Regions from separate parts of the Mus musculus genome. Here all the other regions are linked to region 1. A link is a loop called in an ENCODE intact Hi-C map of the cell type or tissue named here. Cell type or tissue: heart. All regions are shown on one strand.

What was found. A loop is a pair of places that touch in the nucleus more often than their neighbours do. Peaks named below come from ENCODE experiments on the same cell type or tissue, not always from the same donor. Only the 100,000 strongest peaks of a DNase experiment are listed, where the experiment ranks them.
Region 2: a loop joins it to region 1, with 9 times the contacts of the local background. A loop is called at or near these places in 8 of 42 quality-filtered maps.
Region 3: it touches region 1 in a loop (2.6-fold over the local background); 2 of 42 quality-filtered maps call a loop at or near these places.

What each region holds. Positions count from the first base shown.
Region 1 is chr5:23,849,275-23,851,774 of GRCm38, forward strand. It overlaps Gm42228 (a long non-coding RNA gene), which reads right to left. Exons shown (of 2, transcript XR_880875.3): 2 at 180-856. 2700038G22Rik (RIKEN cDNA 2700038G22 gene) reads left to right here and starts at 1,323. Exons shown (of 4, transcript NR_045042.1): 1 at 1,323-1,347. In heart, CTCF peaks have their summits at 1,158 (motif pointing right), 1,391 and 2,157 (motif pointing left); a DNase peak (open chromatin) is centred at 1,307; H3K4me3 peaks cover 1,579 bases; H3K27ac peaks cover 1,197 bases.
Region 2 is chr5:24,028,504-24,031,003 of GRCm38, forward strand. It overlaps Fam126a (family with sequence similarity 126, member A), which reads right to left and starts at 2,187. Exons shown (of 11, transcript NM_053090.3): 1 at 1,976-2,187. In heart, a CTCF peak has its summit at 1,177; DNase peaks (open chromatin) are centred at 1,138 and 2,188; H3K4me3 peaks cover 2,022 bases; H3K27ac peaks cover 1,573 bases.
Region 3 is chr5:23,976,434-23,978,933 of GRCm38, forward strand. All of the region lies in intron 10 of Fam126a (family with sequence similarity 126, member A), which reads right to left. Among named protein-coding and RNA genes, the nearest start is that of Fam126a, 53 kb to the right of the region's middle. In heart, no CTCF peak of the experiment used is centred here; no DNase peak of the experiment used is centred here.

The sequences.
Region 1 (2,500 bases):
GTGGAGAATAATTGAGGGAAAGAAACACCAACCTGTGACCTCCACGTGCATGGGCAACACGAGCACAAACACAAAGACACTCACGTACACATACTGAGAAACAAATAGAGAAACAGTTTAAGGTGCCTATAGATATGTTCTTGTGTTGGGGTCTAAAAATCCAAAACAACCCGAGCAGGTTCAAGAGTCCCCCCAAAGCAAGATCTTTATTTGAATTAGGCAGCAAAAATCAACCAGTTAGGAACAGCAGCACAGACTCCGTCTGACTGCGTCTTCGAACATCTTAGTAAGTATTTAAGCAGATGACAAAGATGTATTGCACTCGGGCTGCTGCTGATCAATCAGGGCCATAGAAGAGACTCAGGAACTGAACTGCAACCCCAAGCCAGAATGGTACGGGGCTTTTAAGCTTGAAATCCATAAACGTCTGTGCTAAGTTATCCCACCAATCAGGACTTAGGGGTAGGGGACTTCCTTAAGAGCACGTCTTTGTGGTGCACTTACTCTGTTCCTACAGGACTCAACTGCAGCGTTCATGTTGAAGTGCACTCACCTAGCATCCATGCTTCTACTCACCAAGCAGGAAGTCAGTTACCCAGGGAGGTCTTGGGAACTTAAACTTTGAGTTAAGGCCTGTTCCAAATGGCTTCAGTTGGTTCCTTCTTACACCACTGTCTTCTGAATTCTCCTCTTGCGTTCCCACAAGCAATGGATGAGTGGGGTCTGGGGTGCAGGCGTTTTGATAAGTGTGTAAGTGGTACCATGGTGGTGTCTTACTTTTCAGTTCCTCAGTGGCCTGTGACGCTTAACATACCAAGAGCACACAAAGAGTAGGCAACTCTTTTGAGGGCTGTTGCTATAAGGAGAAATAAAAGGTGGCTTACTTGTGGCAGGATGTAGCAGGAATTTAATGGCGGATGTTTTGGTCTGTTTGGTTGGTTTACGTTTTGTTTTTACATGGCTAGAGAGATGGTTTGCCGCTTAAACAGTGTTCTGTTCTTGTAGAGGACCTGAATTTAGTTCCCAGCATTCAATTTAGGAGGCTCACAGCTGTCTGTGAGTCCAGCTCCAGGGAAGCTGACACCTATGTCTGGCATTTTGAGCACATGCAAATATCACAGACAGACATAGTTTAAGTCTTTTTGGGGAAGCGGGCGGGGCCAGTGGCTCTGGTGCCGCCAGGGGGCGCGTGAGGGCCGGCGCTGGAGTCAGGCGGGAACGGGGGAAGGGGCGGGCAGGAGGGGCGCTGGGCCACTCTGGTTGGCTGAGCCCCGGTGCTCAATGTCCGGTCGGTTTTAAACTCGGTCCCGCCCTGGCGCCCAGCTCTTCCGCCGCGGCGCGCTCCTGGTAAGTACTCTCCCCATTGCGAGTCCCAGGACCACGCCACGTGGTCTTGGCGATTTTCACGGCGCTCGCCCGTGGCGCGGGTCCCTGCCCATACGCGTCCCTTCTGTGTGGGACAGGCGATCAGCCTTGCGCTGCCCGGATTTGTCCCCTCTCGGATGGAGGCGCGGCGTCCGGACAGCCCGGGTCCTGGGCACACTCGGGGCTTCCCGCCCGCCCAGGACTCCGATGACGGGGACATCGACTATTTAGGAAGCGAATGAGATCAGAGCTCGGAAAGTAGCAGGAGGCAGGATAATCCCAGTGTCAGCAAGGGCAGGGGTGATTTCGCCCACGCAGGCGCGTCCTCGCCGCCGCACGTGTCCTTTAATTGCTGCTTGGCACAAAGGCTGGGCTTTTTGTTTTGTGCTCATTTGTTTTAAGGTTTGAGGGTATATTCAGGCGGATACCTGCAACCGAGTCCAGCAGGGACCTCTGCCTACAGGACCTGGATTACCCTACTGCTGACACAGACCCAGCCTGTCTGGGTTTTGGGTCCTGGGAGAAATCTGAGCCACTGGATTAGCACTTAAGCAAGGTGACTTATAAGCAATGATTTAGGAATCGTGATTTGGAATTCCTAAGACCGGGTATAGGTGTTTAGCGAGCACCCAGGAGTCCTCCCTGTTTAAGAGGTGACTGATTGAGACACCAATTAAAAGTAAATATCATGGTTGGAGAGATGACTCAGTGGTTAAGAGTACTGACAGCTCTTCTAGAGTTCCCGAGTTAAATTCTCAGCAACCACATGGTGGCTCACAACCATCTGTAATGAGATCTGATGCCCTCCTCTGGTGTTGTCTGGAGATAGCAACAGTGCACTCATATAGAAGAAATAAATCTTTTTAAAAGATTATTAGATTATTGAGACAGATTGTCATACTGGCCCAGAGAATATTTGTGCTCTAGGACCCTAAGTATTGGCATTTATGGACATAAGCCACTGTGCCTGGTAAAGGACATTTTAGAGGAAAAATAGGCTTGTGGGCTCTTGTAAACAAGTTCCCTGTGTTGTAGTTTTCTTTCCGTTAGAGGTTAGGGTTCTGTTGAGCCCCTTCGAGAGTGAAGGGCAGCATGAGCCACCTTCTAAGGTAAGGAGTTATTTTTCCCTTCCTCA
Region 2 (2,500 bases), 180 kb after region 1:
CTTCAGAGAGTTCTTGTTTAATTAAATGCTGTTGTCTAGGTCCTATCCTGCCCTTGCTGGAAACAGGGTGGGGAAGGTTCCTTCTGAGAGTAAAAATTTTAAGTTCTGCAAAATACTATATGTGGCCAAGACAGAGAAATGCTATTCCATAGCCAGCATTTTCTCCTTTCTTTCCTTCCATTTTCTTGAAAAGTCTCACTCACACATCTCTACTTTATTGCCATAAGTAATCTTATGACTGGTTTTGGAGCTACACTCTTAAAAGTCACCTATGAAGATTTCTTAGGCTTGATTACAAATAGGCAACAGGATGCTGAATAAAAGTGAACTAGAAGATATACTTAAACTTATTGTCAAAATTACACCATTCTTTAAAAATGTAACCAAAGGGGATTTTATAAAATAGAAGAATAAAAACAAACAAAAAAGTAGAAAAAGGAAAGCAGGGTCCTTCAGTATGGCTCTGGTGGTAAAAGCTCTTGCCACCAAGCCTGATGAAAGGAAAGACAGAACTCTGTCTGCATTGACCCAACCCAGTCTCCACCTGGCATGCATACCCAGAGACTGTAGCTACTGATTATTAACGGGATTTCTAATTTGTTTCTGGAAATAATGTTAATAAATCAAATGACTGTAAAATGAGTCAATTGTAGAGTCTGGTTTCTAAATACATGCTGGGCTTCCCCCTTACTACTAAAGTGAAATTATCTGAATACTTGATTTTGATACCACTCCTGACAAAGAAACCTTTCCCCTTTCTTGTCCTTCAGTGTACTTCAAAAACGTGATACAAAGAGTCATCTTATAAACCTTAAAATGTATTCACCTAAAGGGGAAAAGTGGTCACAAACGATCGGGGGTGGGGGTTGGGGGGAGGAGGCTGGTGCCATTGGCAACAGAGCAGTCCTAGGAAAACACACCTCCCAGAACTATCGCATTGTTTCAAGGTTACCCTAATCTTTGTGGCTTTATGTAGATAAAAGTTGTAACAACTGAAAACCTCAAACTGCAACGCGTGGCATGAACCACAGGGCTGGCACATCTCCTGCAAAACCTACCTTGTTACCCAAAGGACACCCAGTGTACAGAAAGCCAGTGTTACCCTGCATGCAACCAGTAGCAGTCTCTGTATCGCAGCAGCACTCCCCCTACCTGAGCAGTGGAGCCGCTGCCCGCGTGCAATAGCGTTTTATCCCAGAAGCGATTCAGTGCAGTGCAAAACCACTAGGGCCAAATTCTTCAGGAACCTCTAAACTCTAAAGGTACAAAGCAAACACATGCACGCTGCAGGGCAGAGACCCAGTTTTGCTGAAGCTTGCAAACCTGGGGTGTTTTCGTGCGGGGAGGGGGGGGGCAAGGAAGGAAAAAAGAACGAAAGGAAGAAAAGAAAGAAAAAAGAAAGAAGCTTACAAAAAAACAAAAACAAAAAACCGTTCAGTGGACAGAAAACCCTGTCGATCCTCGAGGGCGGTCACAGCAGCCGCAGAAGAGGCAGAACTCCAGGGTCCAGCGCGGCGCAGGCAGAAGAGGAGCTCTCCTGGTGGTGGACAGACAGACCGGTCTGGCACTCCGAACCCCCAGCCCCACGGGATTCAAGACCCGAGCGAGCACCGCTCTGAAGAGCACCGGGTCTGCGGAGCCAGCGTGGGCGGCGAGGCCAGGCTTTGGGCGGCGCGGACGGGTGGGCAGTGGCCATAGGCTACGGTGGGCTCTGTGCTAGGCCGACCCTGGGGCACCCCCAGCTCATCGCCCAACCGGGAACGGAGCCTCGTTCACAGCGGGCAGCCGGCCGCGGCCAACTTAGGGTTCTCGGGCCGCGCCTCGCGCGGGAGCCGTTACCCGCAACGGGCCGCCGCCCCAGGACGAAGTCCTACCCGCCGCCGGCAACAGCTTCAGCCCCGCTCCTCCCAGACCAAAGAAAGTTCTCGGTCTCCCGGCGCCTCAGGGGCCGGCGTACGGCTCGCGGCAGACTCACCAGAGCAGCTCCGGACCTACCGCGGCCTCCCCCCACGACCACGGCGACCACGGCGACCACGGCGACCGGGCGACTGCGCTCCGCCGGCAGCCGCGCCACCTGCCCCTCTCCTTCTAGCAGCACGAGTCCGGGCGAGCCATCTTCCCTCCTCTCTCTGACTGACAACCCAGCCCGGACAGCCGCCACTGCCGCCAGCCTCTCTGACAGGCACCACCAGAGACCCGTCCCCAAGCAGCCAACCACCACCGTCCCACACTGGATCAGCCTATCACTGACCCCCAGGGTGGGCCCAGAACAACTTCTCCACCAATGAGAATCTGAAACTATTGATGGGGGGGGGGCGATTTGAGTGGGCGTGGTCTGCGCGATGGGCGTGGTCCGGGAACGCCCAGGGGAGACGATTGACTGTGTGGTTAGTGGTGACAACTAAGAAGTTCCATGAAGGTCTCAGGATCTCTCTGAGCCCTTTAGACCTTAAGTCTTACCAGATGCTTTAAAACGTAATCAGAAAAGGACAGCAAGCTG
Region 3 (2,500 bases), 130 kb after region 1:
TGAGTCACTGGGAGTGAGTGGGCTTGGAGGTTTTAAAGCCCATGCCATTCCCAGTAAGCTCTCTGTCTTCCTTCCTTCCTTCCTTCCTTCCTTCCTTCCTTCCTTCCTTCCTTCCTTCCTTCCTTCCTTCCTTCCTTCCTCCTTCCTTCCTTCCTTCCTTCCTTCCTTCCTCCCTCCCTCCCTTCCCTCCCTCCCTCCCTCCCTCCCTCCCTCCCTCCCTCCCTCCCTCCCTCCCTCCCTCCCTCCCTCCCTCCTTCCTTCCTGCTTGTGGATCAGATGTGAGCTCCCAGCTACTCCCCAGGACCTTGCCTGCCTAACCGCTGCCATGTTCCCCATGAAGACCACGGACTTTTGGAACTGCAAGACCCCAGTGAACTCTATCTTCTATATGTGGCCTTCATCATAGCGTCTCCTCCCAGCAACAGAAGAGAACAAAGCTCAACAGAAAAGATATGCTTTAGTCCTTGTCACATGTGGAAAACAGAAGGAGTCAGGAAGACAGAAGCAGACAATTCCTTACAGTGAGTGCTGCTTTTCCTGCTCCATCCAGGCTCCATCACCACTCGTGCATGGTTACAAAGCCCTAGCCCTTCCTCCCATGGGGATGGCTGTGGCAGAGTGGGGAGATGAGCTGAATGGAGCGCTTACCCAGGATCCCATCAAACACAGGCACTCGCAGTCTTCAGTCATGACCTCAAGTGACCTCGATAGTACTATGCTTCAGAAACATGACAATACAGAATGGCCACTGTGGCTCACGCTGGGATCTACATGTCCTTTCATACTGTTTCTTAAGAAATGTTTTACTTTGATTTTGTTACAGAAAATACAATACATAAAATTTTACATATGAAGAAAATTTTAAATCTACTTTTAAATCGAGATTGTCTATATATTTAAGAAGTATACAATGATAACCATCCTCTCCACAAGAAACTACTGCCTGTTCGAAAGCAGAACAATAATATGTCCAGGCAGAAATCACAGACATGCAGAAACATGGAAACTTCCTGAGCAATGCTTCAGGAACGTGTGGTTTCCACGTGGCTTGGGTGCTGGGTGCTAGGTAAGCCTAGTGTGGCAGTGTGTGAGGCAGGGGACCCTTCAGAAGTGGGGCCCAGTGCAAGGTGTTTAGGGTATTTTGTTACTGCAATAGAAACACAGGAAGCCAGAATAAAGATTAAGACTAACTATCCTTGAGAAGGATGCTGCAGCCTACCTATAAAGAGTCAAGTAAGACTAAGCAAGTACCATTTATTACAGCCCAGTGGATGGGAGTCATTCACATCCCAGAGAGTGAGAACTCAGGCGCTGCAGCCCACACTCTAACTGCTCATGAGTGTGCCTCTTTTCTTTTGATAGTCCATTCTCTTTTATATCCTCAATTATGACACTTTTGCTATCATAAACAGGAGGCACTCAAGTGCAGTGAAGCTGAATAAACATAAAGGAACAGGTAATGCAAGGGCTTCTTTAATGAAGTTGTAGCCTGAGACAGTCTGCAAGGGGCAACCAAAACAGATCCTAGATCCACAAGGGCGTCAGAGACCCAATATATGTAAGGACTCTTTTTTCTTGTTTTGGTCATTTTTTTTCCTACAAAATGTTTCTGAAAAGTAATGTCCATCTTGTTAAAGGATATGTATTTCTTTCTTGAAAATCCAAAACTGCGCGTGTGCGCACAGTCAGTCACACACACACACACACACACACACACACACACACACTCGAGGGAGCTTCAATATTTCTCATGTTTGAATTGTGCAACCCACATTCCCCCACCCACTCCCCATGTAAACACTGAGAAGGAAGGCAGAAGCGCCTGAGAACCCCCTCTTACACGCCTCTGCTCTGCAGCAGTAGTTTGGGAGTGCTCTCGGGGCCAGTGCAGCCCAGTCTGCTGCACCTGCGCCTGCTTTCACACGGTGAGGGGGTGTCCACTAAGTTACTTTCCTTCTATAGTTTATTCTCATTTAACAGCATAACTTCACTGAAGAAATGGAAGGATGTTTGGACTCGGCATGTTTAAATGGATTTTGTATGCATTTTGTAGTTGCCTAATAGCAAATATCACAAACTCTTTTATGACTCCCTGTTGGACCTTGAGGATTCACAGAGTAATTTTAAAAATGAGTAGATCAGCAATGGCCCTTGGTTAAACAGTAACATCACCCTCTTTCCCGGCATATTCTTTCAGAGTGTCTGAGGGGAAGTGGCAAGCCTTCAAGGTCAGGATCAGTTTTCTATGTTACAACCTGTGACATCCTTCCCTTTCCCTTTCCTCTGTGGGCCACCGGAGCGCGGCTATGACGCAGTCTCCCAGGCTGAGCTGCCACTTTCACGGCAGTGCAGAGGAGGAAGAAAGCAGAGTGGGTCTCTTAACCACGTGCACGGAGCACGCACGGGGCAAAGCGGTGCTGACGGTCATTTTTGAGGAAGGTGGCGTTACTCGTCTGACTCTCCTCTTGGTTAGAGAGGAGAGAAGGTATAACAGGAAGAA